2 separate regions of the Homo sapiens genome follow, and region 1 is linked to region 2. The links are chromatin loops, found by intact Hi-C in ENCODE. Cell type or tissue: Caco-2. All regions are shown on one strand. Links, peaks and the distances in the headings refer to the core of each region. The heading gives the core; the rest is flanking DNA.

What was found. Peaks named below come from ENCODE experiments on the same cell type or tissue, not always from the same donor. Only the 100,000 strongest peaks of a DNase experiment are listed, where the experiment ranks them.
Region 1: a loop joins it to region 2, with 9 times the contacts of the local background. A loop is called at or near these places in 3 of 110 quality-filtered maps.

The regions. Positions count from the first base shown.
Region 1 is chr19:34,843,843-34,859,726 of GRCh38, reverse strand. LINC02965 (long intergenic non-protein coding RNA 2965) reads right to left here. Exons shown (of 5, transcript NR_186333.1): 4 at 10,595-10,761; 5 at 8,802-9,035. LINC03049 (long intergenic non-protein coding RNA 3049) reads left to right here. Exons shown (of 4, transcript NR_182286.1): 3 at 8,933-9,058; 4 at 10,178-10,676. Among named protein-coding and RNA genes, the nearest start is that of LINC03049, 8.9 kb to the left of the region's middle. In Caco-2, for the core only: a CTCF peak has its summit at 8,093; a DNase peak (open chromatin) is centred at 8,086.
Region 2 is chr19:34,965,491-34,981,374 of GRCh38, reverse strand. It overlaps LOC124904700 (a long non-coding RNA gene), which reads left to right and starts at 7,748. Exons shown (of 2, transcript XR_007067237.1): 1 at 7,748-8,191; 2 at 8,746-9,009. LOC124904699 (a long non-coding RNA gene) reads right to left here. Exons shown (of 2, transcript XR_007067236.1): 2 at 13,455-13,684. In Caco-2, for the core only: a CTCF peak has its summit at 8,033 (motif pointing left); DNase peaks (open chromatin) are centred at 7,154 and 7,984.

The sequences.
Region 1 (15,884 bases), core at 4,149-12,148, 120 kb after region 2:
CTTTGTCTCTTTTGATCTTTGTTGGTTTAAAGTCTGTTTTATCAGAGACTAGAATTGCAGCCCCTGCTTTTTTTTTGTTTTCCATTTGCTTGGTAGATCTTCCTCCATCCCTTTGTTTTGAGCCTATGTGTGTCTCTGCACCTGAGATGGGTCTCCTGAATACAGCACACTGATGGGTCTTGACTCTTTATCCAATTTGCCAATCTGTGTCTGTAGCCATTTACATTTAAGGTTAATATTGTTATGTGTGAATTTTATCCTGTCATTATGATGTTAGCTGGTTATTTTGCTCGTTAGTTGATGCAGTTTCTTCCTAGCATCAATGGTCTTACAATTTGACATGTTTTCACGGTGGCTGATATCAGTTGTTCCTTTCCATGTTTAGTGCTTCCTTCAGGAGCTCTTGTAGGGCAGGCCTGGTGGTGACAAAATCTCTCAGCATTTGCTTGTCTGTAAAGGATTTTATTTCTCCTTCACTTATGAAGCTTAGTTTGGCTGGATATGAAATTCTGGGTTGAAAATTCTTTTCTTTAAGAATGTCAAATATTGGTCCCCACTCTCTTCTGGCTTGTAGAGTTTCTGCCAAGAGATCTGCTGTTAGTCTGATGGGCTTCCCTTTGTGAGTAACCCGACCTTTCTCTCTGGCTGACCTTAACATTTTTTCCTTCATTTCATCTTTGGTGAATCTGATGATTATGTGTCTTGGAGTTGCTCTTCTTGAGGAGTATCTTTGTGGCATTCTCTGTATTTCCTGAATTTGAATGTTGGCCTGCCTTGCTAGGTTGGGGAAGTTCTCCTTGATAATATCCTGAAGAGTGTTTTCCACTTGATTCCATTCTCCCCATCACTTTCAGGTACACCAATCAGACGTAGATTTGGTCTTTTCACATAGTCCTATATTTCTTGGAGGCTTTGTTCATTTCTTTTTACTCTATTTTCTCTAAACTTCTCTTCTCGCTTCATTTCATTCATTTGATCTTCAATCACTGACACCCTTTCTTCCAGTTGATCAAATCGGCTAGTGAAGCTTGTGCATGCATCACGTAGTTCTCATGCCATAGTTTTCAGCTCCATCAGGTCATTTAAGGTCTTCTCTACGCTGTTTATCCTAGTTAGCCATTCATCTAATCTTTTTTGAAGGTTTTTAGCTTCTTTGCCATGGGTTCAAACTTCCTCCTTTAGCTCGGAGGAGTTTGTTATTACTGCTTGTCTGAAGCCTTCCTCTCTCAACTAGTCAAAGTCATTCTCCGTCCAGCTTCATTCCATCGCTGGCGAGGAGCTGCATTCCTTTGAAGGAGAGGAAGCGCTCTGATTTTTAGAATTTTCAGCTTTTCTGCTCTGGTTTCTCCCCATCTTTGTGGTTTTATCTATCTTTGGTCTTTGATGATGGTGACGTTCAGATGGGGTTTTGGTGTGGATGTCCTTTCTGTTTGTTAGTTTTCCTTCTAACAGTCAGGACCTCAGCTGCAGGTCTGTTGGAGTTTGCTGCAGGTCCACCAGTGGAGGCTGCAGAACAGCAAATATTGCAGAACGGCAAATGTTGCTGTCTGATCGTTCCTCCTGGAAGCTTCATCTCAGAGGGGCACTGGGCCATATGAGGTATCAGTCAGCCCCTACTGGGAGGTGCCTCCCAGTTAGGCTACTCGGGGGTCAAGGACCCATTTGAGGAGGCAGTCTGTCCATTCTGACATCTCAAACTCCGTACTGGGAGAACCACTACTCTCTTCAAAGCTCAGTTGGAAATGCAGAAATCACCCGTCTTCTGCATCGCTCACCCTGGGAGCTGTAGACTGGAGCTGTTCCTATTCGGCCATCTTGGAACCCCTCCCAGGTATCCCTTTTATACAGTGATTTCCATTTCTTTAGACAAATATCTAGTGGTGGGATACCTGGATCATATAGTAATTCTATTTTTATTTTTTTTTTAGAAACCTCCATACTGTATTAGTAAATGGCTGTACTAATTTACATTCCACCAACAGTGTATAAGAGTTTCCTTTTCTCTGGCTGGGCATGGTGGCTCACTCCTGTAATCCCAGCACTTTGGGAGGCCGACTAGGGCAGGTCACTTGAGGTCAGGAGTTCAAGACCAGCCTGGCCAACATGGTGAAACCCCATCTCTACTAAAATACACACACACAAAAATAGCTGGGTGTGGTGGCAGACACCTGTAATCCCAGCTACTCAGGAGGCTGAGGCAGGATAATCACTTGAACCCAGGAGGCAGGGGTTGCTGTGAGCTGAGTTCACATCATTGTACTCCACCCTGGGCAATAGAGTGAGACTCCGTCTCAAAAAACAAAAAAAAAGATTTCTCTTTTCTCTGCAGCATCACCAGCATTTATTTTTTCTTTCTTTCAGCCATTCTAACCAGGGTGAGATGACATTTCATTGTGCTTTTGATTTTCATTTCCCTGATGATTAGCGATATTGAGCATTTTTCATATACCTGTTGGTCATTTGTATATCTTCTTTTCAGAAATATCTATTCAATTTATAGACCACCTTTTAGTTGGATGATTTGAGTTTTTGCTGTTGAGTTGTTTGTGTTCCTTGTATACTCTGGATATGTCTCTTGTCAGATGAATAGTTTGCAAAGATTTTCTCCTATTCTACAGGCTGTCTCCTCACTCTGCTGATTGTTTACTTTTCTGGGCAGGAACTTTTCGGTTTAATATATTGCCACTTGTCTATATGTTTGTTGCCTGTGCTTTTGAAGTCTTAGCCATGAAATCTTTGCCTAAACTAATGTCCTAAAGCATTTCTCCTATGTTTTCTTTTAGTGGTTTTCTAGTTTGGGTCTTACAGCCTTTAATCCATTTTTAGTTGATTTTTTGTGTGGTGAGAAATAGGCATCTGGTTTCATTCTTCTGCATACGGATATTCAGTTTTCCCAGCACCATTTATTGAGGACATTGTCCTTTCCCCAATGTATGTTCTTGGCACTTTGTCAAAAATCAGTTGGTTGTAAATATACGGATTTATGTCTGGGTTCTCTATTGTGTTCCATTAGTCTATGTTTCCCCTTTCATACCAATGCCACTCTGTTTTGGTTTCTATAGCTTTGTTGTATATTTTGAAGTTAGGAAATGTGATGCCTCTACATTTGTCATTTTTGCTCAGCATTGCTTTGGCTATTTGGGATATTTTGGTTCTATATGAATTTTAGAATTCTTTTTCTGTTTCTGTGAAAAATGTCATTGATATTTTGATAGGGATTGCATTGATTCTATAGATTGCTTTGGGTAGTATGCTAATTTTAACATTATTAATTATTCCAATACATGAGCATGGGATGTCTTGACACTTGTTTGTTTCCTTTTCAATTTCTTTCATTGCCTTTTTTTTTTTTTAAGAGATAGGGTCTTTCTATGTTGCCCAGGCTGGATTCAAACTCCTGGGCTCAAGTGATCCTTTCATCTCTGTATCTGGGACTACAGGTGCACCACCACACCAGGCTCATTGCAAGAGATATGGAGAAATATTTCCCTAGGACCTGAGTATTGTTAGATAAGACTGCAGGTTTTTTAGATTACAAATTGCTCCATGTCAACACTGAGAACCAGATGACAAGTGACAGAGGTACCCATGTGTCCTTAAAAAATTCTTTTGTGGGTATAGATGTAATATATGGGGCCACTACCAACTCAGTACTACTTTACACAAAATGATTGATATGGAATTGTTTGGATAATATGATGTCTAACTCCAGAAGGTAGAGACTTTGGTTAAGAATTTCAAGGGAGAGATTTCTTTCCTTTTAATTTTTTCCACCAAGATCCAAAGCCTCCACAGATATGCCTCTTCATCATTCTTGCCAGGCAGGTTTTAGTTTTCCTAATTTACTCAATGAATGTGGTGTCTTTCGGAAATCTCTACTTTGTGTAAGAATTGTCAAGCTAATTAAGCCTGTGTGCTTGGTTAGCACCCCTATCTTTATTGAAGCACTTATCACAATAGCTAAGATATGGAATCAATCTAAATGTCCACCAACAGATAATGGATAAAGAAAATGCATTATGTATACACAATGGAATACTATTCAGTCGTTAAAAAAATAAAACCATGTCATTTGTGGCAAATGGATGAGCCTGGAGAACATTGTGTTAAGCGAAATAAGTCAGGCACAGAAAGATAAATACTACATGTTCTCCCTCAGATGTGGGAACTAAAAGAAATTAACAAAATGGGCAAAGAAATTAACACAATCTTACATCTTTTAGCAAACTAGGAATTAGAGGATATGTCTTTTGAGTGATTAAGTGCATATGCCACAAACTTTGACTCAATTCCGTGTTGAATACTTTTCCCCTAAGATCAGGGACTGGCAAACTATGTCTACATCTCTACTTTTTCTCAACATTTTACTGGAGGTTGTAGCAAATATAAGGGTAAGAAATAAAAATAAAAGGCATACAGGATAAAAAGGAAGAAGCAAAACTCTCTTTGTTCATAGAAAACATGACTGTGAACATAGAATATCCTAAGGAATTCACAAAGAAACTATTAAAAGTAAAGAGTGAATTTAGCAAAGTTCTAGCATACAAGGTGAATATATAAAAATCAACTGTATTTTCCAGTGGTGAATACTGAAAACTAAAATGTAAAAGATACCATTTACGATAGCATACAAAAAACTTATAAAACACATAAGGATAAATTAGTAAATACTGTACAAGACTTATACACTGAAAATCACAAAAGAGGCAAATTTTTCTGTAAAGGACCAGATAGTAGATATTATAGGCTCTGAAGATTGCATATGGTCTCTGTTGCATATTTTCCTCTGTTTTTCTTCCTTTTTTCCTTTCCTCTTTTCTACAAACTTTGAAAACTCTTATCACCATTCTAAGGTTATTGGCATTACAGAAACAGACTGGAAAGAATTCAGCTCATGAACTGTAATTTGTCATTCCCAACCACAAAATAGTCTCTGAGAGAAAATTAAAGCATTCTAAAGGCCGGGCGCGGTGGCTCACGCTTTTGGGAAGCTGAGGTAGGTGGATCACCTGAGGTCAGGAGTTCGAGACCAGCCTGACCAACGTGGTGAAACCCAGTGTCTACTAAAAATACAAAATTAGCTGGGCATAGTGGTGCATGCCTGTAGTCCCAGCTACTCGAGAGGCTGAGGCAGGATAATCACTTGAACCCGGGAGGTGGAGGCTATAGGGAGCTGAGATTGCACTATTGCACTCCAGCCTGGGCAACAAGAGTGAAACTCTGTCCAAAAAAAAAAAAGAGTTCTAAATATAAGGAACTATTTACCATCCTGATAGAGTACACTATTTGATATCAGTAAATTGCCAATTTCAGCCAGGATCCTAAAAAGTAGGTCTATGGAATTGTCACAAGAGATGTTGGTGTCCTTGGAGCATAAGGCTCTTAAGACAGAGTGTATCTTGCACCTAAGTGGTCTCCTGTCCTGTACCTGGGAGAAGATAGTTCACAGACAGCTGTGTGGTTTGTGCAAGACTCATTTAGCAGAGAAATGCCCAATATGGTTGTGCTGACAATTGGTGCTCTCCACCCTGCATCTTCTGATGCAGGCAGTGAACACTCTCATGACAGGTGTACATGGTGCTAAGTACCCTAAGGACTATTTAAAAATGTAAATACGTGACACACATGATGAGGCATCACCACTGTCAGGTGGTCAATGGATAAACTCTGGAATCAGACAGTCTGAGTTCAAATCCTGACTCTCCCTTACGCCCACATGGGTGACCTGAGGAAGGCGCAAAGTCCTAAATGCTGTTTGCAATTCGAAAAATTTGTTAAAAGAGGGAAGATCTGCTTGCCTGGAAGGGATGGTATGGGGTGCAGGACCTGGGAAAATTGGGGTGCCAAGTACCCATCTCAGAAACCTTCACAGCCCAGCTGGACTCACATCTCATGCCCATGGACCCACACCTTCCTGGGTGGCCACAGAGAAGATATGCCTGCTCCAAGACTTGAGAGGCCCTAGAGGGATCCCTGGAGGAAACAGTGTGTGGTAACCCTGAGCTACCACATGGGAAGGGGACATTGTGGGGGTAAACTAGTGTCCTCTGCAGAGGTTGCCTGAAAGGAAGAGGTCAGGGCAAATCACGCCCCACACTGCTTGGTCTCTCCTCCCCATCAGAGCACGTGTCTTGCAGCTGCAGCCCTGCTGGGCCACCTGGGTGCACCAGTAATGGCATGAGACAGAGTTGATCCCTGCTGGCCACACCCCCACCTCTCCTACCCTGACCTCCTGTGAGCCAGGGCCCCTTCCTGGCAGGATCTAGGGCGCTCTGACCTCTGACCTCCAATAACCCCAGAGAAAAGGGCTAGGAGACTCACAGGCACTAGTTGCTGCCCCTAGGTTAGATGCTGAGGAGCCTGCAGACCTGGTGATCTGGGGGTGACAGTTATGTGGGGTCCTATAATACACAGTCCTGGATGCTTTTCCATGTCATCGGGCACACCTGGTGCCAAGCACCTGCAAAGAGCATGAGCTGTCTCAAGCTCTCAAAAGTCCTGCTGGGATTCCCCTTTGTCCTTTGGTGCCTTGTCTTCCCTCTCTGCTCTAGCACACACTTTCTCTGGTGTGTGTTCCAATGACATGTCACAAACATCCAGCATGGTTTGCCTTGGAGGAACATGCAGCTAGGAGACCTCTCCAAATTTCTTACTAGACTCTCAGTGTCAGACAGCACACAAACTGCTCTTCACGGACAACTTCCTCAGTAAGCCTCACCCCGCCTGGCCCCCAGGCCACCATCCTCCTTTTTCTCCCTGCCCTCTCTGTTCCTGCTTCTGGCAGGAATCCTCCTGCTGCACCTGTGCATCTTCTGAAAACAGTTCCTGGGAGCAACACGGTCACCTTTACCCCCTCGGTTTATATCACCCCTGAGAGGCCTTATGCAACCCAGCAAGCTCAGTGTTTACATCAGAAGGGGGCCTCCCCTTGGTGTCATGCCAGGGCTCTCAGAAAGACAGCACTGTATGCTTGCACCTCAAAGAAGTGCAGCCACTTAGGAAAAGTACTGATCCTACCTGCAGGGGGAAACTGACTTCTCTTCCTGTCGCTATCTGAGCGACATCTGCGCTCCTTCAATAGCAGGAGCGCTATATGGGCCATCTGATTACTCCCCTGATCCTTGCTTAAAAGAGACTGAGGGCCGGGCATGGTGTCTCACGCCTGTAATCCCAGCACTTTGGGAGGCCGAGGCGCGCAGATCACCTGAGGTCAGGAGTTCGAGACCAGCCTGGCCAACATGGTGAAACCCCATCTCTACTAAAAATACAAAAATTAGCTGGGCGTGGTTGCGCACACCTGTAGTCCCAGCTACTTGGGAGGCTGAGGCAGGAGAATCACTTGGATCCAGGAGACGGAGGTTTGCTTGAACCCAGGAGGCAGAGGCGGAGGCGGGAGAATCGCTTGAACCTGAGAGGTGGAGGCCTGAGGCAGGAGAATGGCATGAACCCTGGAGGCGGAGCTTGCAGTGAGCCAAGATCGCGCCACTGCACTCCAGCCTGGGCGACAGAGCGAAACTCCGTCTCAAAAAAAAAGGGGATCAAGATAAAGGGCCACTGCAGCAGTGCCATGCACCATCAATATCTAAGCCCCTTTGGGTGGTGGCAGGTTTGCAGTCATTGTGTCTGTCCCAAACCCTGGCTCCTTGTCAGGGGTCATTGAAATCTGCAGAAGGGCTGACAACACTCAGAACCACAACTTATTCTAGGAAGGGCTTAGACCTGAGCACCAGGTCCTGCCTGCCTATAGCATCCCTGTTGCAATGAGGGAAGATCAGCTCTACGGAGCAGAAATCTGTTTTGGGAGCCCTTTCCTTCCTGGCTACAGAGTGACTGAGGCCCACCCAGCCAAAGCATACCTGTTACTATTGAAGGAGATAACATCGCTAAGAAGGAGCATATATCAGAATAAACTTCTGTTCCTCCTTGTGTTCGGATCACCCGGGTCCCATCCCGCTAGAGCACATCAGTTGGACGGGTATCTCTATAACGGTGCTGGAGATAATTCTGTTGCTGTCTATAGTCAGACCACCTGGGACACACCTGGCCAGAATGCATCGGTAGCCTTGAGGGTTCCAACACCACACTTGTGCTTAGAGGCCCTCTTGTGTCCGCCTACATGCAAAGCACCTGGGCTCCACCTGTTCAGAGCACATGTGTTGCAATGGGAGGGCACAGCACAACTGTGACAAAGAGTCCTCTTTCTGCACCTCGTCAGAGCATTTGGGGCCCACCTGGCTAATAAACACATGTTCCCACTTTCTATCAGGCACCCACGGGAGCACATGTGCTACTGTTGGAGGGCCTGACACCACACTTGTGGTTGGAGATGCTACTGTTTATGAATCCAGTTCAGAGCACCACGGACCTTCCAGCCCTGGGCATAGATTGGTACAGTGGGAGGGGACACCGCCATACCTGTGTTTGGGAACATTTCCATACCCACCATCATTCAGAGAACCTGGGATGCTTATGGCCAGAGCACTGTTGTAGCCAGAGGAGGGCAACATCATAAACTTAGAGGAAGACACTTTTAGTGTCCCTTTCAGTCCAAACTCCTGGAGCGTAAGCCAGGGAGCCTACCCCTTTTGACTTTGTAGGAGCCAACATCACTGAGAAAATACTTGTGCTTCAGGTGGAGTAAATGTCCCTCTGTGGTGGGCACAGCAAATGGCAGCCTTGTCTTTGGTCCCTGCCCCCGCCCCCAAGCCCCCGTTGCCTGCCCAGGTCTTCACAGAAGATGGAAGTACTGGATTGCCAACCTACTCATTTTTCTCTAGTGAAAGAACCAGGAACTCAGTGCCTAAGAAGCAAAATCTTCTTGTAGAAATGGCAGTGGGTGGCCACTGTCCACCATGAAAGAACCTTACTCTGCTGGAAAGGCTCAACCCATTCTAGTTATGTCAAACTCAACCTGCTCTTCCTCCTCCTCTAGCAAGCTTGAAGGTGAGCACCTCGAAGGGCTTCTTTTTATGTTGAAAGGCACGGGTTTGCATGGCGGTTCATCAGAGGTCAATACCCCAGTTTGAGAAAGTCCACTGTGGGGAGGAAAGAGAGACTTGTAAGTACCAACTGTGCTCCACTCTGGTTTTGTCTGTAAGCCTGGAAGACTCAAGCTCTGGGACACTTTCCTTCTAGTCTTGGGACTGGTAGCACCTCCAGCAACTCCCACCCCGCTGCGGGCAAGCTGTTCCTTTTCTTTTAACCTATTTGTCTCCATGGTCCTTTTACTTGCTTTTCCGGATTAAATATCTAAAGCCTCCTTCATGTTCATGAGTCTCTGCTCTGGGGTCTTCACTTTTAGGCCAGTCTAGAAGGAAGGATGCCTTCTATGAATGGTGACAGGTTGAGCCAGACTTGACATTTCAAAATTTTCTGTGGCTCAGCTAATGTGACATGGAAGTAGCACACTCTAGGACTGTTTGTGCTGACTTCTGATGTCTCTGATGAGAGTGTGAGGATATCAGCCCAGGAAGAGGAGAGGTCCAGAGAAAGAGAGACCAGGACATGCCCTTGCCACCTCCCTCTGTGCTTCCCCTACACCATCTGACCTCCCCAAAGGTCAGATCCTCCCTGCTGTGTGACAGGAAAGCACACTTTACTGTTTTCGTCTTTTAAAAATGTTTGAATATCTTTTCTATGTGTTTTTTTTTTAAATTAGATTGGGGCCAGGCATTCCACTGTGAAATACAAATAAAACCCAGAGGCCGGTTGAGGTGGCTCACGCTTGTAATCCCAGCACTTTGGGAGGCCGAGGTGGGGTGGATCACCTGAGGTCAGGAGTTCAAGACCAGTCTGGCCAACATGGTGAAACCCCATCTCTACAAAAATACAAAAATTAGCCGGGCATGGTGCCATGTGCCTATAATCCCAGCTGCTCGTGAGGCTGAGGCAGAATTGCTTGAACCCTGGAGGTGGAGGTTGCAGTGAGCCAAGACCGTGCCACTGCACTCCAGCCTGGGTGACAGAGCGAGACTCCGTCTCAGAAAAATAAACAAACAAATAAATAATAAAACCCTGAGCCCTCTGACTGACTGAACAGACCCCTCTTGGCCAAGGTGACCCCCAAAAAACTAAAAACTAAGTTTCCCGGCCGTAAGGAGATGGGAAATTGCGCCTCCGTATACCCCTTCCTCACTGTTACCAGGGTTTTTTTTTGTTTGTTTCCCAAATTAAACAGAAACAAGCCCTGGAAAAACAAAGAATGGAACACCCCTCCGCTGACTTCAACCAACTGCCTGCTGATGCGGCCTGACTCCCAGCCCTTTTTGCAGTTTTGAAGTGACAAACTGACTAGGCTACAAAGTATTCAACCATGGGCTGGTTCTGGCTGGTTCACCGAGGCTGTGTACAAAGTGTCTTCATGTCCTGTGTTTCACCTTTTAACATACAGAACCTAATTTTACTGCATTTTAATGTTAATTCTCCACTCGAAGGTGAACATGGGATGTATGTAACACATATGTTTGCTTATCAAGCACACATATGACCCCCTTTCATGAATATTCATAGTTCCCCCTGTGACCTGTTGAATATGTCTGTTTAGCCAACCTGTTTGGCATAAAACTCCTATCCCACCCTATCTCCCTCAAAGTACCTGTTTGTGGTCTCAGCTGGAGGTGCCACTTCCCAGCCTGCAGTTTGCAACCCTTCTCAAGAAATAAAGTCTTCCTTTCCAAGTTTACGGGTCTCATATTTTTAGTTGACACCCCCAAGTTGGTGCTTCACATGGAGAGGATAGGTTTGGCATCCAGCCTCTTGGGCCTGCAAGAACAATGAAAGAAAGAGCTCATGCCACTGGGTAATTACTGAAACATTTTAAGTCTAGGATAAAATATATGACTCAAAAGTTGTTATCATACTCCTTTAAAAAGTCCTGCAAAAAATTATTTTGAGGCCGGGCGCAGTAGCTCATGCCTGTGATCCCAGCACTTTGGGAGGCCAAGGAGGGTGTATCACCTGAGGTCAGGAGTTTGAGACCAGCCTGGCCAACATGGTGAAACCCCATCTCTACTAAAAATACAAAAAATTAGCTGGGTGTGGTGGTGGGTGACTGTAATTCCACCTACTCAGGAGTCTGAGGCAGGAGAATTGCTTGAACCCGGGAGGCAGAGGTTGCAGAGAGCCGAGATCGCGCCACCGCACTACAGTCTGGGCAACAAGAGCGAAACTCCCTCTCAAAAAGGAAAAAAATGAAAGAAAAATAAATTATTTTCAAGTAAGTACCTGGATTGGGCCTATGTGGGAAAAGATACAGTTTGTCCCTATTTAAACCACTAAAATCTCAAGTTGCAAAAGTTGACACTCCACCCAACCCATGGCTGATCATAGAGTCAGGCTGAATCTAAACTAGACTTCATTGTTGAAAACTCTATAATTTCTAAGGCATTTTATAACCCAGGAAAACCACCTTCAGATGGAGGAAAGAGGGAAAACCCAAGAATTTCTGCCAGCTTCTTATGTATTATTTTATTAAACATTTACTTAGTGATGAACCTGCACTAGACACTGTGCTAGTCACTGGTGAGATAGGGTTCAAAGACATTTCTTGACCTACAAGAACTTACATTCTAGTAGGAGAGACAGATGCATATCAAAAATTTAAATAGGACTTTGTGCTAGGGATCGGAGAGCAGGTAAGAAGGACATAGTATTAAATACGGGAGAGAAGGAACTTTAATTGCACCTCAAGAAGCAGGAGGAAGCCTCTAGGTAGAGTGGGGCTATTTTCACATCAAGGAAATATTATGTGAAAAGTCAAGGAAGCCAGAGAGGCTGTGAGCCTGTGGGACACAAGGAAGGTAGTCAGGTACAGCTGGAGAATGAAGTCAAGCCTGGGGTGTACGGCTGTAATGATCAGCAGGGGCCAGATAACGGACAAATTAATGTACGTGATGGGCACTTGTCGGTCATCCTGAAAGTATGCAAAGTCACGAAAGGAGTGAAAGCAAAGAAGTGAAATGATGATATGTAGCTTTTAGAAACATTCTTGTACTTCCTTGGAAGGAAGAATCCAATGGGTGCTAGAACAGAGGTAAAGGGGCTCCGGGGGTTCTTTGGCCAAAGCAAAGACGAGACAATGAGCTCCCGTTCTAGAGGAGCTGAGAGTGGCTGGAGAGGAAGTAGCAGAAGAGGGAAGTGAGACGATTAACTGCCACACATGACCAGGGTGACTGTAGCCACTTGCCTTAGACAAATGGACATGCATTGTTTTCGTAGGGTGAGTTCAGCTTTCAATAGTGTTCGGTTTTTAATAGTGTGAAACCCTGTGGATGAATCAGTAATATTCAGAAGGCAGTTGACTCATTTATTTGTCAATTTGCCATATTTATTGAGCATCTGGGATGAGCTGGGACCTATTATAAGTAGCAGCAAAAATGTCAGCAGAGCTTACATTCGAGTTGGCGGGGGGAGAAAATAAACAACAATCGTAATCACACATAAATGATGTGGCAGTTTAGCTGGTAACACATGTTATGAAGAATAAAATTGCCTGTGGAGGTTTGACACTTGGAGTAAGGAGAAGCAGAAGTCTCCATGTGCACGTGGAAGAGAGGACAACCTCACTAGGAAGGTGAGTTTTGAGCAAGGTCTAGAAGGGGGTCATCAAGTGACCCACACAGACACGTGAGGGAAGAACACTGGAAACAGCAGAAGTAGCCACTGCAAAGGATCGAAGGGAGGATGCCTGGCATCCTCGTGGGGCAGTCAGTAAGCTGATGGGGCTGCGGTCAGCACGAGAGAGAGTGGGGGCGAGGAGAGCAGAAAGGGATGGGGACACACAAAATAGGGAGGGCCTTGTAGGTTGTCATTATAAAGTGATGACATCCTCAGAGATGGGAATGACTGGAGGGCTTAAAGCATAGGACAGCATGATCTGCCGTAGATTTTAAGCGGATGATTTTGGTTGCTCGGATGAGCACGGAGGCTGAGAGACCAGTCAGGAGGCTGAGCCCCTAAGGTGGAGGGTAATGATGGCTTGGACACACAACAGCAGTGGGGGGCATGAGAAGTGGATTGTGCACATTCACTTTGGATTGTGTACATGTATCAAAGTATTGTTGTGGAATTGAATGATGGGAGTGTGTGTGAGAGAAAGGGTCCAGGAATTTGCTGTTCTGGGAGGGGGAAATTTTTTCTCATTAATGAATACTTGATCACAGGGACTATGGAAACAAATCACACAGATGGCATCCAAAAATAAGAAGGGAAGTTTGGGCGCGGTGGCTCATGCCTGTAATCCCAGCATTTTGGGAGGCCAAGGGGGGTGGATTGCTTGAGCCCAGGAGTTTAAGACCATTCTGGGAAACATGGCAAAACTCCATCTCTACAAAAAAATACAAAAATTAGCCGGGCGTGGTGGCATGCACCTATAGTTCCAGCTACTCAGGAGGCTGAGGCAGGAGGATCAATTGAGCCCAGGAGGTGGAAGTTGTAGTGAGCCATGATTGTGCCACTGCACTCCAGCTTGGGTGATAGCAAGACCCTGTCTCAAAAAAAATAAGAAGGGAGAAAACAGAGGAATGATGGATGGACTCCTCCTCCTCTTTCTCCTCCTCAAACATGCGGTTGAGTTCGAAGACCATTGGCTGTGTGTATGGGAGAAATGCTGACGTCTTCACCTCAGACAGTTATGAAAACAAATTCCAGATGGATTCAAAAAACAAGGTTTTCAAAAAATTATAAACGTCTTAGAACAAAATGTAAGAGACCCTGATTAATCCCTTGGGCTACAAAGGAGTTTTTAAGAATAGAAAGATTATAAAATAAGATACTGAGAAATGAGATTGCATCAAAAGAAAATTTATTATCTGGAAACCATAAACGAGATTAACTTTTGCCCCAAAAGTATTTAATTCAGAAAATAAATAGGCAAGCCATAAGCTATAAACTGGGGAAATTATTGGCAAAACATATATCTAGCAAAGGACAAGTGTGCAAGATCTATAAAGAACTCCTACAGGTCAACTATAAAATGCCCAGCCACATAATAAATGGGCAAAATATTTGAACAATTCTCCTATAAAGAAGTATCATAAAACAAGCACACGTAAAAGTATTCAACATCATTTGTCATTAGAGAAATGAAAATTTAAAACAACAATACACCACTACACAGCCACCGAAATGGATAAAGTTTAAAAGGTATCCAACCCAGGTATCCAAATGTTGGCAGGCATATGGAGTACCTGGAACTCTTCTTCATTTCTGGAGAGAATATAAAATTGTAAAACCACTTTGGAAAAAAGTTCATATGGTTTCTCAGAAAACTACACATATATCTAGTCTGACTGAGCAATTTCATTCCTAAGTATTAACCCAAGAGAAATAAAAACACATGGACACAGAATCACTTGCACCAGAAAAGTTCACAGCAGCCTTATTCATAATATGTAAAACCTGGAAGTACCTCAGATGTCTATTTATATAGAAAGCAAAAACAAACCATGGTGCATTCATACTCAGATATCAAAGTGAATGAATTCCTGATAACAGGCAACATGGATGGATCACAGAAACATGATGCTGAATGAAAGACTCCTTAAGGCTTAAGAACAGTGCATAATGTATGCTCCCATTTATATGAAATTATAGAGCAGCCCAAACCTGTAATGAAAACAATTCCTGCAGCATTGAAGAGAGGGATGCCTTCATTCATTTTTGTGTTGCTATAAAAAGAATACCTGAGGCTGGGTAATTTATAAAGAAAAGAGGTTTCTTTGGCTCACAGTCCTGCAGGCTGTATAAGAAGGATGATGCCAGGATCTGCTTCTGGTGAGGGCCTTAGGCTGGCAAAGAGGAGCTGGCATGTGCAAAGATCACTAGGCAAGAGAAGAAGCGAGAGAGGAGGGGAGGAAGGTGCCAGGCTGTTTTTAACAATCAGCTCTTGCAGGGCTTAATAGAGTGAGAACTCACTCATCACTGTGAGGAAAGCTCCAAGACATCATGGGGGCTCCAACCCCATGACCCAAACACTTACCATCAGGCTCCACCTCTAACGCTGGGGATCACATTGCAACATGAGATTTGGAGGGGTCAAACAAACCAAACTATAGCATGGGGGAGTCAGATGTGGGGGGTCGGGGCAGCCCCTCCCATAAGTGATCTCACAGGGCGAAGATCTGAGCTGTTGTCTCCCTGTGCTGACCAATCTGCTCTGGAGAAAGGGGATCTGACTGATCTGACGGGGTCAGGGTCCCAGTGTTCCACACATAGGTCCCAGGAGTTGGAGTTTCATTGCACATGAACTTCTCATCAGGGTATGTTGCAACAGATGCTCGGACAAGGTCCGCATGTCAGCAAGCCTTCTCTGCATCTAAGCTTACTTGCTGCTTTGTCTTTCTTCCTGCCTTACCCCCTGCCCAGCACCCCCACTGCTTGCCTTCCTATTATCCACCATACCCCTTCCTTAGCATTAATCTTTTCTAAATGAATTGTCTAAAATATATTACAAACTACCATAGCAGTTATGAACAAAAGTTTTGGAGATGGAGAGTGGCAATAATTGTACATCAATATAAATGTACTTATTGCCAGTGAATTGTGCATTTAAAAATTGTTAAAATGGTAAATTTTATGTTGTTTATACACAATATAAAACCATTACGCTACGTAAGTGAGCCCAGCCACAAAGAACCACATAGTCTATCTCTGCCCTAATTATCGTCAATTTCATATCGTCAACTGCAATAGCAGTTGCCTATAAAACAATCAACGACGTTAGCATGACGTTGTGACTGCCTTTGCATCAAATGTTTTTTTTCGGATAAACCTTTTGGAGGTAAAATTTACATGAAAAATGCACCTGTTTTATGTTCGCTAAGTTTTAACAAATGTGTACACTCAAGGCCCCACCACAATTCAGGTACAGATCATTTCCATCATCC
Region 2 (15,884 bases), core at 4,215-12,214:
TGCAAGGTAGAGGACAGTTATTTATTTATATGTCTTTTATTGTTTGTTTGTTTATTTATTTATTTTTTGTGACAGGGTCTTGCTCTGTCACCCAGGCTGGAGTGCAATGATGCCATCCCAGCTCACTGCAGCCTTGGTCTTCCATGCCCAAGCCATCCTCCCACCCCAGCCTCTTGAGTAGCTGGGACTACAGGCACATGCCACCATGCCTGGCTAATTTTTGTATTGTTTGTAGGCATGGAGTCTCACCATCTTGCCCAGGCTGGTCTCAAAACCCTGGGTTCATTCCGTCTGCCTGCCGGTCTCCCAAAGTGCTGGAATTACAGATGGGAGCCACTGGACCCAGCCATGTCTTTTAATGCTGCATGATATTTAAATGTTAAATATGTATATTTTAGCACTACTTCATATATACTCATTACATAAGGTAAGTACAGTTATAAAGTAAATAAAGGCTGGGCGCAGTGGCTCATGCTGTAATCCTAGCACTTTGGGAGGCTGGTCAGGAGATCAAGACCAGCCTGGCCAACATGGGGAAACCCCATCTCTACTAAAAATACAAAAATTAGCTGGGCAGGGTGGCACATGCCTAGCTACTCGGGTGGCTGAGGCAGGAGAATCACTTGAACCTGGGAGGCGGAGCTTGCAATGAGCCGAGATGGCGCCACTGCACTCCAGCCTGGGCAACAGAGTGAGACTTCATCTCAAAAAAAAAAAAAGTAAATACGGCACATAGATGTGTTATGCATAATATATATATGTATGTATGTATGTATGTATGTACGCTGGGTCTAGAATTTGAAAGGCACCTGAAAATATAATGCTTAATTTTTCAAACACTTATTTTGTGATTAGAACGAAGACAATGCATAGTGGATGACGTTACTGCCTTTCTATTCTATCACTATCTATGCACCATGTCCAAAAGGTCATGAACTGCCACTGGGTGAAGGCAGATCTCGGAGTCTGTTTGTTATATGCAGGGACTCAATGACACTCACTGGCTGCAGTACACCCGTGAGGTAGGAGGTGGGCTCAACTCCAGAGGTGAGGCTCAGACACCTGACCAAACTGAGAACTAGCTAAAACAGGGACGGGAGGGAAGCAGTTTTCCATAAGACACACCCACCAGTGCGCCATGTCAGTTTACCATTGCCATGGCAACACCGGAGAGTCACCACCCCTTTCCATGGCAATGATATAATGACCCCAAAGCTACTACCCCTTCCCTAGAAATGTCTGCATAAACTGCCCCTTAATCTACGTGCAATTAAATGTGAGCATAAATCTGACTGCAGAACTGCTCTGAGCTGCTGCTGTCTGCCTACGGGACCGGGTAGTCCTGCTCTGCAGGAGCAGTCATGGAGCTGTAACACGGCTTCTTCAATGAGCCTCTTTTCTTCTACCCTACCACTGGCCCATACTGCTCACCCTTGAATTCTTTCTTGAGCAAAGCCAAGAACCCTCACATGCTAAGCCCCAGTTTGGGGGTCACCTGTCCTGAATCAAGTTGGGAGAACTTGAAGATTCCTCCAGAAAGAAATATGTAAACTGGATGGTGCTCTCCTCATCATGCTGAGAGCTCTCTCTCCCCTGGTGCTCGGCTCCTGGCCACCTCTGCCTCCAGCCAGACTAGGTGCTCCTAGTCAGACCTGATCCTCAGCAATTTTGACCAAAGATGACTCTTGGTACTGAAAGGCCACCAGGGTCTGCTCTTCCACACACCTAAAGTTGAGGCAGTGATAGGGGAATGCAACTGGGAGTGAGGTCCCATTGTCAGGGTCCTTTCCAACCTCCTCATCTTGGCATCGAAGGGTTCCGTGTTGACCCTACCCTAGCTAAACACCCAGCCAAATATCCCCCTGCTCTTCAGGGTGCTCCCTCAGCTCCACTCACTCTGTCTCTCACACACCACCAGAAGGTACCCCTTAAAACCTGTGCGATCCACCTTCCTGCAATGCTCTTCCTTCCTCTACAAATCCACCCGCTTTCCAAAGTCCAGTTTCAGGCCCTTGTCTTTCTTCCTGGAACAAAGTGCTCATTTGAGGTTTTGAACAGCTGGAGCACTTCTGCTTCATGCAGACCTTTGGTGCACCTAGCGAACATCAACTGTGTTTTAACACCCAGTTTAGCAGCAACTTCCATTGTAAATACTTCAGCAATAATTCTCTCCAAGAATTCTTTCTCTCCTTGGTTCCCAATGAGATAGGTTTTTTCCATTATAGTAATTAACGCTTTGAATCATAATAAAGTGTTTACCACCATTTGGAATCTCCTGGTAGAATAAGAGTTCCCCAGGGAAAAGTACTTGGAATTAATCACATAGCATTGATGCCATAAAAGCTTGCTGAATTAAGACATTCCTTTGTATGGCTTGGCATTGTGGCTCACGCCTGTAATCCCAGCACTTTGGGAGGCTGAGACGGGAGGCTCACTTGAGGCCAGGAGTTCAAGACCAGCCTGGGCAACATAGCAAGACCCCGTCACTAGCAAAAAAGAAAAGAAAAAAAATTAGCCGGACATAGTGGAGGGCACCTGTGGTCTCAGCTAATGGGGAAGCTGAGGCGGGATGATCGCTTGAGCTCAATAGGTCGAGTTTATGGTGAGCTATGAGTGCCACTATATAGTGAGTGCCACTGCACTCCAGTCTGGGAAGCAGAATGAGACCCTGTCTCAAAACAACAACAACAATAACAACAAATGCTCCTGTATTTTTCTCTCACTCTCCTATTCATCCTTCAGCACCCAGTCTAACCACCACCTCCTCTAGAAAGCCTTTCTGATTGCCTAGAGCAAGGTGGGTTCTTCCATCATATCTGATGGCATCTGGCTTCTTTATATGGATTATGAAAGTCACCATTTACCTGGGCAATTATTTGTTAAGCGCCCTTCTCTTTCCCTCCACTGTGCAAACCATCGGGACAAGGGCAGGCTGTGACCTTGTCATAAGATTTCCAGTGTACCAGCCCAATGTTTGGCACAAGGCTGGTGCTCAGTGAATTGCTTGTGACATGGAAGAATTAAAGTGTGACTCTTACATACCCAATGACACTTTGCTTCCCAGAACTAAATGTATTAGCACAGAATAAATTTATTTTTTTATTATGAAAAATTTAAACATTCTCAAAAGTAGAGAGAAAAGCATAATGAGCTGCCACGTGTCCATCATCCAGCTTTGACAATTACCAATATTCTTGCCAATCTTCTGATGCAGTTTTTTTAAATCAACTTATTGAGGTATAATTTACACACACAATGTACTCATTTTGAGTGTATACTTCAATGGCTTCTAGCAAATGTGTGCATTCATAGTCCCCAAAAGTTTCCCTGTGGCACAGAATTGGGTGATTTTTTGTTTTTTTGAGATAAGATCTTGCTCTGTCACCCAGAGTGGAGTGCAGTGGTTTGATCATAACTCACTGCAGCCTCCACCTCCTGGGCTCAAGCGATCCTCCCGCCTTGGCCTCCCAAAATGCTGGCATTACAGGTATGAGCCACTGCATCCAGCCTGGCACGAAGTTTTGTGAATACAAATCCTTTTTTTTTTTTTTTTTTTTTTTTGAGACAGAGTTTTGCTCTTGTTGCCCAGGTCGGAGTGCAATGGCATGATCTCGGCTCACTGCAACATCTGCCCCCCGGGTTCAAGCGATTCTCTGCCTCAGCCTTCCAAGTTGCTGGGATTACAGGTGCCCGCCACGATGCCCGGCTAATTTTTTGGATTTTTAGTACAGACGGGGTTTCGCCATGTTGGCCAGGCTGATCTCGAACTCCTGACCTCAGGTGATCCACCAGCCTCGGCCTCCCCGAAGTGCTGGGATTACAGGCGTGAGCCACTGTGCCAGGCTGTGAATACAAATTCTTAATAAATGTTTGTTACTTTGTTCACGTGTGATCCAAGATGAGTTGAAGGAAGGGGCTTGGGCCTTGAAGAAGTAGGAGAGTTTAAAGACTCTGGGGGCCACGTGAAGGGAAAGATTTGGGCTCTTACAGCCTCTTCATTTCCCTGAGACCCAACCCCAAATTGGCCCCAACTTATTCAGTCAGAATATTCTTTATCAACACCATCATGAAAGTTTCTTCCCTTGTAACCTGAGAATGGAAAAGCCAAGTTTCCATTTCCTTCATGGTGGGATGCAGTCCATGAAGCTCTCCAGCCTGTGACCCCTTTCTAAGCCTTCCCATTGCCAATCAAATGCCCACTAGGGGTAGCCTCTTCCTCTACCATCACCTGCCCCTCATAAGGTCCTAAGTATGGACCCAGAGCCCATACACAAGGCCTACTCCACTGTGGACTGCAGACCCTGGTTCTCAAGTCCAAGGGGCAGAAGGGGCTGAGCTGGAACCATGCCCCTTGGCCACAGAACCAACCTGGATGAGCCCTGCAGACCCTGGGAGCCAGCTCTCAGGGAAGAAAGTGGAGGAGGGTGGGAGTACAGCAATGGGGAGAAGGGCAGGGGGAGCTGGCCAGTGCAGGGTGGGCCTGGGGTATGGAGCCTCAGAGCATTCTGATGAAGCAGTGTTATAGGACCAACAGGCTCACACATCCACTGTGCAGTGACAGACCATTCCACTGAGACAGCAGGGTTGGCAGCAGAGAAAGAGTTTCATGATCACAGGGCGCCAAGTGAGGACATGAGAGGAAACCCTCAAATCCATCTCCCCAAGGAGTTCTGGGCTGGCGATTTTAAGGGGATCATGGAAGGACGAGGAGCTGGAGAATTGGGGTGGTTGATTGCTTGGGGTTAGGGGGATGAAATCAGGGTGTGAAAACTGCATTCTTTAGTGAGTCAGCAGCTCCTGTGGGTTCCTTCAGACCAAATGGCATCAGTGGTTTCATCAGTATACAGAACCTGAAAAAATATCTCAAATGGAAAACTTAACATTTCTTTTGTTTGTTTGTTTGTTTGTTTGAGGCAGTTTTGCTCTTGGCATCTAGGCTGGAGTGCAGTGGCACCATCTTGGCTCACTGCAACCTCTGCCTCCTGGGTTCAAGCGATTCTCCTGCCTCAGCCTCCTGAGTAGCTGGGATTACAGGCACCTGCCACCATGCCTGGCTAATTTTTGTATTTTCAGTAGAGACGGGGTTTCACCATGTTGGCCAGGCTTGTCGCGAACTCCTGACCAGGAGATCCACCCACCTTGGCCTCCCAAAGTGCTGGGATTACAGGCGTGAGCCACTGCACCCGGCCAAAACTTAACATTTCGTAATGTTCAAGTTCTTATCTCTAGAGCAGTTAAGGGGAACTATCATCTTGGAACAGGTCTGTGTGATTCTAGAACAACAGGCACCAAACCACTGTGAGAAAGGGCAGGTCAGAGAGCAGGATGACCTCATGATGACCGCTGAATGTGCTGCAAGCTTGGTTATTTTCATTTCTCCCCGTCCCTTCTTCCCTGATTAATTTAATAAAGTGAATATGGTTTCAGCAGAAACACTGGTGGTGGAAGAAGGGCATGTCACTCACATCCTTCCCACACCTCATTTGTCTCAGGGAGGAGCATTGTTTGGGGACCCCAGAAGGGGAAGGGTTTCTGACCCCAGAAGAGTAAGGACACTTTATAGAAAAAAAGGCACGGAGCCGGGGAGGCCTTTACTGAAAGTCAGTATCCAAAGGCTCGCTGAATTCTTCAAAGAACGTTTCAGCCCTTTTTTTTTTTTTTTTTTTGCGACGGAGTCTCACTCTGTCACCCCGGCTGGAGTGCAGTGGCACAATCTTGGCTCACTGCAACCTCCACCTCCTGGGTTCAAGCAATTCTCCTCCCTCAGCCTCCCGAGTAGCTAAGATTACAGGCCTGCACCACCATGCCTGGCTAATGTTTGTATTTTTAGTAGAGATAGGGTTTCCCCGTGTTGGCCAGGCTGGTCTCAAACTCCTGACCTCAGGTGATCCATCCGCCTCGGCCTCCCCAAGTGCTGGGATTACAGGTGTGAGTCACTGCGCCCAGCCACGTTTCAGCATTTCATTTGAGCAGGGAATACATCCTCAAGAGGAGCAGGAAAAGGGAAGAAGATGCAGGAAAGTTGGCCATTATTTGAGAAGATAAAACCCACTCTCTGTGGTGCTGACAGTATTTCTTTGTGCACCATCGTTCACAGCTCTTGGTCCAGAGGTTACAACCACGCCCACCACACCACCTGCAGACTGGCTCCAGATTAATTTCCTGGGTCTGCTTCCTCCCTCACTCACATTTAACTTTGCAAATCCCCTTCATTCATTATTCATTCATTCCACAAATATTTGTCAAAGGTGCTAGAGATAAAATGGGAAATAAGTTTCTTGCATTCGAGAAGTTTATAATGTGATGAAATCATTGTCTTTGCTAGCATATATTAAGAATTTACACCTGGTGAATCTTCCTTCAAAAATGAGAAATCAAGTACGTCAATGGACATTTGGTGGGAGATTAACAGAGAATTCCAGAATGACTAAACAAACCCACAATTTTGGGGAGGAGAACAAAAAGAAAGAATGAAGACAAAATCCCCCAGAAATGGTCTCAACGGTGAGGAAAGAGAAGTCAGAAGCTGGGTATTGCTACATCCTGGAAACAGCATATAGGAAATTAGGAAATTTAGGAAGGCGATTTCTTGTTCTAATTCTGCCTGACTCATGCAAATTCCCGCATATCTATTTACGCCTCTGTCACTCAGTTTTCCTCATCTGTACAGATAAACTCTAATCTAATGCAGATGGGTGTTACAAAAATGCAACAGTGCACCTAAGAGTGCTTTGGGAACCATGAAGCTCTATATAAATAGGAAAGAATATATTTTTTTAGAGTGCCTCCTAACATCGCTGATCTCTGTCTTCCAGGCACCTTCTTTCCTGGAGCACAACTCACCAATTCCACCACCAGCTGGTTTCTTCCTACGTCACAAAAGCAACTGCGAACAGGGCTCCATTGAGTGGGGACCCGACTCATTACTTCTCTCAGGGGGCCCACAGTGGAGTTAGAAAGGCGAGCCCAGCAAACACTTACAGGAAACTGCCGTGAGCCCCATCACTGAGCATGGGTGGGGTGGGTGAACTAGAATTTGCTATCTGAGCAGTTGGTGTTTGACTTGAGTCTTTGAAGCACCTGGAAAATAATATCACACGTCCTTGGTGTTCCATGTTTGCCCTGACCGCACCTTTATCTGAAGGCCCCTGAGGGCTGAGGTCTTGCATTCCAGGAGACCCTTGAGGGTCAGGGTTTATGTGTTTCTCCTATGCCTACACACACAGGTGGTGTGGAGTTGTTCCATAGCACAGTTCCATTCATACACAAGGTTCTTACAGTGTGCAATGACCCAGGCTTGCAGCCCTTCTCAACCTTAACTGCACAGTAAAATCCCCAGGGAAACTTTTAACAATCCGGGCAGCAGGCTGCACCCCAGACCAATGCAATCAAAATCTCTGGGGGTAGTCCCTTGCATCAGGGATTTTAAAAGTTCCTCTGGGCCAGGCGCGGTAGCTCACACCTGTAATCCCAGCACTTTGGGAGGCCGAGCTGGGCAGATCACTTGGGGTAAGGAGTTCGAGACCAGCCTGGTCAACATGGTGTAACCCCGTCTCTACTAAAATACAAAAATTAGCCGGGCGTAATGGTGGGAGCCTGTAATCCCAGCTACTCTGGAGGCTGAGGAGGGAGAATCGCTTGAACCCGGGAGGCGGAGGTTGCAGTGAACAGAGATCGCGCCATTGCACTACAGCCTGGGCGACAGAGGGAGACTCCATCTCAAACACACACACACACACACACACACACACACACACACACACACACACACTTCCTCTGGTGGTTCTAACACGCAGCCAAGGTAGAGAACCACTGAGTTACAGCCTGGCCCTCAAGGGTGCACACCAATTGCCTGGGTGGGGGAGTTGACAAAATGCAGATTTTGATTCAGCAGGTCTGGTTTTAAGTCCTGAGGTTCTGCTTTTCAAACAAGTTCCCAGACGCTGCTGCCGCTGGTGGCCGGACAGCATTTTGACAGAAAGGGGCGGGAGCACAAGCAAAGTTCCCTGGGACCGGGATTGTGGTTCTAGTGCCCTCTGGTGGTCAGGACCTCCCTAGCAGCGCCCTGCAGAGAAGAACTGATGATAGAAGCCCTGGCTAACAGAATTTCTGGCGGACACCTGGATTTCAGCCTTGTAATGACCGGAGCAGAACCCAGCCAAGCCTGCTTGGACTCCTGACCTACAAAACTGTGAGATAATAAACGGGTGTTGTTTAAAGCTGCTAAATTTATGGTAATTTGGTGTGCAGCAATAGACAAGAACAAGCTTCATCGTAACAGGCCAGCTGAGAAACCCAAACCCACAGGCTCGGCCCAGTGACCTTGCACGTCTCTTCTCTAGTTCAGGGAGATGGATTCATTCCCAACCTCCTGCTCTCATGGGAGACGAGGTGGAAAGGATTGTACTTCTTGCTGCTTTATTTTTTCATGATTGCTGACTTCTTTTCATCCTACGATGCTTGTTGTCACTGACACCCGTGAAAGCTCAGGGGTGGGATGGTGGTGGGGTTGTTTGCTCTCTGTGGCTGATTGTATTTTCCAAAGGTGAATGCACGGATATATCCTATGCCACATGCCCTCCTTACAATGACCTCGATGACTTGATCTCCTTCATGGAGATATGGGATTTATGTTCCCATCCCTTCAATCTAGCAGGCCTGAGACTGTGGCAGGAGTGACCCCAGGTGACTTTGAAGGCTAAGTCATAAAAGGGGATAACTTCTGCCTGGCTCTCTCTTTCTCAGGGTGCTCATCCTCGGAACCCAGTCTCCATGCTGTGAGGAAGCCCAAGCAGATGCACAGAAAAGCCACCTGTAGGTATCCTGGTCACAGCCCCATCTGAGAGCCAGCATCAATTGCCAGACTTGTAAGTGAGAGAGCTTTCAGAAGGTTCCAGTCCCCTGTCTTCAAGTGGCCCAGCTGATGCTGAGTGAAGCAGACATGAGCCCCAGTGAGTCCTATCCAAGTTGTAGATTCGTGAGCAGAATAAACATTGCTTTGATTCTGGAGCAGTGGCTCGTGCCTGCAATCCCAGCACTTTGGGAGGCTGGGATGGGATGAATGCTTGGGACCAGGAGTTTGAGACGAGCCTGGACAACATGGAAAAACCCTGTCTCTACAAAAAATTAAAAAATTAACCAGGTGTGTTGGTATGAGCCTGTGGTCTTAGCTACTAGGGAGGCTGAGGCGGGAGAATCGCTTGAACCCGGGAGGTCAAAGCTTCAGTGAGCAGTGATTGCACCACTGCACTCCAGCCTGGGTGATAGACTGAGACTCTGTCTTAAAAAACACACAAACAAAAAACCCCAAACCAAAAAACCCCCACATCGCTCTAAGCTGTGAAACTTTGGGATGATTGTGGTGCAGCAAAAGACAACTAGAACACTGTCAGGTTTTTCCCGAGGACAAAACACTGAATTTGACCCTGTGTAGGGGTTGGGGTGAGGAAGCTTTGGTTTTGATAAATTACAGGTGAATTACCTGTTTTCCATTAATTACTATTTTTTGTTTTGTTTTGTTGAGATGGAGTCTCACTCTGTTGCCCAGGCTGGAGTGCAGTGGCACGATCGTGGCTTGCTGCAATCTCTGCCTCCTGAGTTCAAGTGATTCTGCTGCCTCAGCCTCCTGAGTAGCTGGGAGTACAAGTGCCCACCACCACGCCCAGCTAATATTTTGGATTTTTAGTAGAGATGGGGTTTCACTATATTGGCCAGGCTGGTCTGCAACTCCTGACCTCAGGTGATACGCCCGCCTTGGCCTCCCAAAGTGCTGGGATTACAGATGCGAGCCACCGCGCCCAGCCCATTAATTACTATTTTTAAAAGGCAGTCTCGTAAGAAACTAAGCACAGTGCTTATAAACCATTAGGAACTCCCCAGAAAGTTTTTGGAGTATTAGCATTTTTATAACTTTTTTTCTTTGCCACTTAATTCCCTTAAAAGATTCTCTCTTTAAATAGTTCTCAAGGAGAGTCCAGACCCGGGGGGAGGGTAGTTTGAGATATTTTTCTCTCGGGACCTCCCCACTGGTGTTAGGCAGACTTCTAAGAGGGCCTCCAACAACCTCCACCTCCTGTTTGGGTGCCCTTGTGTCATTTTCTTCCCTTGAGTGTGGGCCCGACTTTATGACTTTGCTTCTAACCCAAAGAATATGGCAAAGGTGGTGGGAGGTGGCTTCCATGATGAGATTACAAAAGATTGTGACTTCTGTCTTATGGCAAACTCAACTGCCTTCTTGGTTTGCTTGCTTTAATGAAGCAAGCTCTCCGTTCTGCAAGGCCCAAGAGGGAAGGAATTGAAAGCAGCTTCAGGCCAAAAGCCGGGGAAGAACTGAGGCCCTCAGTCCGACAGGTTGTATGAAGTGAATGAACTTGGAAGTGACCCCTTTCCAGTTGAGCCATGAGATGAGATATTTGTCCTGGCTGGCACCTTGATGGCATTCTTGGGAGAGACCATGAAACAGGGAACCCAGCAGAGCCGTGCCTGGGTTCCAGACCCACAGAAACGAAGAGATAATAAAAGGATGTTGTTTTAAGCCTCTGCGTTTTTGGATAATTTGTTGTGCAGCAGTAGGTTACTAGCACACCGACCCTCCTCTGACTCCTGCAAATCATTTCTGTGTCCGAATCCCACGCTGCCACCATGCTCAGGCTAACCTGCACCCACCCTCCCCACACACATCAGGCATCTCAGCTGAGTGCATCTCCATGAAGCATGCGTTTCAGTTACACCCACCCTGGGTGTCTGTACCTGCATTTGCTAAAACTGTGTTGGAACACTCGACCTCATTCCTCACCCCTTTGTGTTGGGAACAGGACCCCCAAAATCTGGCCATAAACTGGCCCCCAAACTGGCCATAAACAAAATCTCTACAGCACTGTGACATGTTCATGATGGCCATGACGCCCATGTTGAAAGGTTGTGGGTTTGCCGGAATGAGAGCAAGGAACACCTGGCCCGCCTGGGGCGGAAAACCGCTTAAAGGCATTCTTAAACCACAAACAATAGCATGAGCGATTTGTGCCTTAAGGACATGCTCCTGCTGCAGATAACTAGCCATACCCATCCCTTTGTTTTGGCCATCCCTTTGTTTCCCATAAGGAATACTTTTAGTTAATCTATAATCTATAGAAACAATGCTTATCACTGGCTTGCTGTTAATAAATACGTGGGTAAACCTCTGTTCGAGGCTCTCAGCTCTGAAGGCAGTGAGAACCCTGATTTCCCACTCCACACCTCTATATTTCTGTGTGTGTGTCTTTAATTCCTCTAGTGCCGCTGGGTTAGGGTCTCCCTGACTGAGCTGGTCTCGGCACTTTGTATCTTCTCTCCCAGAGCCTGTGTCCAATTCCGTCTGAAGCAGGGAAAGCCTCAGCCACACTGTCCACCTGATATAATTTGGATATTTGTCCCCTCCAAATCTCAGGTTGCAAACTGATCCCCAGTGTCGGAGGTGGGGCCTAGTGGGAGGTGTTTTGCTCACGGGAGCGGATCCCTCATGAATGTGTTGGTGCTGACCCCACAGTAATAATAGTTCTCCCTTGCTTCCTGCCATGTGATCTCCACACACCAGGTCCCCTTCACCTGCCATCATGAGTGGAAGCTTCCTGAGGCCTCATCAGAGGCTGATGCTGATGTCATGTTTCCTGTACAGCCTGTAGAACCTTGAGCCAAATGAACCTCTTTTCTTTTCCAGATAAAAATAAATTAGTGGCTGGGTGCAGTGGCTCACTCCTGTAATGCCAGCACTTTGGGAGGCTGAGGCAGGCAGATCACTTGAGGTCAGGAGTTAGAGACCAGCCTGGTCAACATGGTGAAACCTGTCTCTACTAAAAATACAAAAAATAGCCAGGTATAGTGGCGCACATCTGTAGTCCCAGCTACTTGGGAGGCTGAGGCAGTAGAATTGCTTGAATCTGGGAGATGGAGATTGCGGTGAGCCAAGACTGCACCACTGCACTCCAGCTTGGTAACAAAGCCAGACCCTGTCTCAAAAATAAATAAATAAATAAGCTGGGTGTGGTGGCACATTCCTGTGGTCCCACCTACTCAGGGGGCTGAGGCGGGAGGATCACTTGAGCCTGGGAAGTCAAAATGGCAATGAGCTATGATCATGCCACTGCACTCCAGAGTGGGCTTTAGAGCAAGACCCTGTCCCAAAGAAATAAATCAATAAAAATAAAAATAAAATTACCATATGACCCAGGAATCCCACTACTGAGTATACATCACAAGGAATTGAAATTGGTATGTCAAAAAGATATCTGCACTGCCATATTCATTGCAGCAATGTTCACAATAGTCAAGCGACTGAAGTGCTCATCAACAGATAAACGGATTTGTACAATGTGGTAGAGATACACAACTGAATACTATTTGGTCATAAAAGAGAAGAAAATCCTGTCAATTGGGACAACAAGGTTGAACCGGAGGACATTATATTAAGTGAAATAAGTCAGGCACAGAGGACAAATACTACATAATCCCACTCATATATGGAACCTAAAAAAGTTGTCTCATAGAAATAGAGTGAAATGTTGGTTACCAGAGGCTGAGGTTGCCAGGTGGTGGGAGTGGGGCAATGTTGGTCAAAGGATATAAAATTTCAGGTAGCTAGGAGGAATAAGTTCAAGAGATCTATTGTACAACCTGGTGACTGTAGTTACGGTGTATTCTTGACAAATGCTTAAAGAGTAGATTTTAAGTCTTCTCAACACAAAAAAGATAACTAAGGCTGGTGCCATGGCTCACACCAGTAATCGCAGCACTTTGGGAGACCAAGGCAAGGAGGAGTGCTTGAGCCCAGGAGTTTGAGACCAGCCTAGACAACATGGTGAAACTCCATCTCTGCAGAAGATACAAAAAACTAGCTGGGTGTTGTGGTGCACGTCTGTAGTCTCAACTTCTCGGGAGGCTGAAGTGGGAGGATGGCTTGAGCTCAAGAGGTCAAGGCTGCTGTGAGCCACGATAGTGCCACCGTACTCCAGCCTGGGTGAGAGAATGAGACCCTGTCTCAAAACAAAACAATGTGAAGTGATGCATATGTTAATGAGCTTGATTTAGTCATTCTGAAGCAGGATATTTCCCTGACCCCTTCTTGGATGGGAACTAGAGTACATGGGCGCTGTCAGGGACGAACTCCACTCGCTTGTTGTTCCACCCCTCATGGGGAGGGGAGCACAGGTGAGTGGGTGCAGGAGACAGGGTGAGGGCTTTTGGGTGCTGGCAAGAGCAAATTCCATACTAGCCCCACGGCAGTGTCTAGGGGAAGGTGCTGTGACCCCTGAAGCCCCTGACGAAGTGTTACAGTGCCCTTTTAGCTTTGCCATCCATGCATAGCTTAAGTGTTAACAGCTCAGTGGAGGGTCAGTGCGACAGCCTTTTGTACCCACACTCATGGCACCCAAGTTTTTGTCTGGCATCCAGGAGGAATGAGGTCACACAAACAAATTGAAGATGGTAAATGCAGGGGATTTTATTGCCGGTGAAAGTGGCTCTCAGCAGGAAGAGGAGCTGAAAAGGGGATGGAGCAGGAAGGTAATCGTCCCCTGAAGTTTGGCCATCCCTGGCCATCCTCTCCAAAGCTACGCTGTCAAGCTGTCCCTTTGAAGTCAGCCTGCTTCTCTCCAACATCCAACCATAGTCTCCAATGTCCAGCTGCTTTTCTTCTCTCTGCCGGCTGAGCCTGGGGTTTTTATGGGCATAGGATGGGGGGCAGGGTGAGCCACGGGTGGTTTTGGAAAAGGCAACATTTGAGTGGGAAAACAGGGATGTAAGTTCTCACTTTGGGCCGTGGTATCAAGATTTTCAGCTTGATGGACCTGGCCTCTTCTGCCCAGAATTTCCCTACCTCCTGTCCCTATCAATTCCACAATGTATCTATATTTCAAAACATCATGTTGCATACAATAATTATATATTATTTTATAAATTTAGAAAAACAAAAAAATGCAGCTATAAGAAAATAATAAAATAAAATCAAGTAGGCAAATGTTACTATGGTGTGCTTTCATGTAAAAATCATAACTATTCCCTCTGAGGCGGTACTTGCTGAGTTAGAGTCATTGTATATTTTGACAAACATCCAAAAGACTGCACAGAGGTGTCTCTTCCCTGCCGCCCCACAGCAGTGTTTGTAAGATTCTTGTGATGATGGTGTTGGTAATGACAATAGCTTTTATGCACCCAGCAGGAATTCTGTCCTGGGCCCTGTTATCTACCATTGTAACCACCCAATGGGTTCTTTTTGCCTGCTACAAAAAGACCACGGCATTGCAGTAAACAAAGTCTTTAACTGACACAGGGCCAGCCATGCCATGGGAGAAACAGAGTTATTACTCAACTTGATCTCCCTGAAAATTCAGTGATCAGAGGTTTTCAGGGATAATTTGGTGGGTGGGGGGCCAGGTAGTGGGGAGTGCTGATTAGTTGGGTTAGAGATGAAATCACAGGGAGTCAAAGTTGACTAACTGCACTGAGTAAATTCCAGGGTGGGGACCACAGGACCAGATGACCCAGTTTATCAATCTGGGTGGCACTAGCTGATCCATCGAGTGCTGGGTCTGAAAAATATCTCGAGCACCAATCTTAGGTTTTACAATAGTGATGTTATCCCCAGTAGCAATTGGGAAGGTTTAAAATCTTGTGACCCCTGGCCCCTGGCTGCATGACTCCTAAACCATACTCTCTAATCTTGTGGCTTTTGTTAATCCTACAAAGGCAGTCTGGTCCCCAGACAAGAAGAGGGTTTGTTTCAGGAAAGGGCTGGGTTTTTTTGTTTGTTTTTGTTTTTGAGATGGAGTCTCGCTCTGTTGCCCGGGCTGGAGGCGATCTCAGCTCACTGCAAGCTCTACCTCCCGGGGTTCATGCCATTCTCCTGCCTCAGCCTCCTGAGTAGCTGGGACTACAGGTGCCCGCCACCACACCTGGCTAATTTTTTGTATTTTTAGTAGAGACAGGGTTTCACCATGTTAGCCAGAATGGTCTCGATCTCCTGAACTCGTGATCCGCCTGCCTCGGCCTGCCAAAGTGCTGGGATTACAGGGGTGAACCACCATGCCCGGCCTAGAGGGAAAGGGCTGTTATCTTTGCTTCAAAGTTAAACTGTAAACTGAGTTTCTCCCAAAGTTAGTTAGGCCTATGCTCAGGAACGAACAAGGACAGCTTGGAGGTTAGAAGCAAGATGGAGTTGGTTAGGTCAGATCTCTCACTGTCATAATTTTCTCAGTTATAATTTTTACAAAGGTGGTTTCACCATATGACATGTAGTATCGGGGGAACCCACCCCCGATAATTCAATGTGGGTTCTTTTCTATTTTCCCTAAGTGTCGGCTGGTCTGAGAAATAAAGGGAAAGAGTACAAAAGAGATAAATTTTAAAGCTGGGTGTCTGGGGGAGACATCACATGTCAGCAGGTTCCGTGATGCCCCCGAGCCATAAAACCAGCAAGTTTTTATTGGCAATTTTCAAAGGGGAGGGAGTGTACGAATAGGGTGTGGGTCACAGAGATCACATGCTTTAAGGGCAACAAAAGATCACAAGGCAGAAGGTCAGGGCGAGATCACAAGGTCAGGGCAAAACTAGAATCACTCATGAGCTTCCATGTCCTGCTGTGCACGCATTGTCATTTATAAACATCTTAACAGGGTTCAAGAGCAGAGAACTGGTCTGACTAGAGTTCGCCAGGCTGGAATTTCCTAATCCTAGCAAGCCTGGGGGCGCTGCAGGAGACTAGGGTGTGTTTCATCCCTATCTACATGTGCATAAGGCAGACACTCCCAGGGCAGCCATTTTAGAGGCACTGCCCTGGGAATGCATTATTTTCCCAGGGCTGTTAATTATTAATATTCCTTACTGGGGAAAGAATTCAGCGATATTTCTCTTAC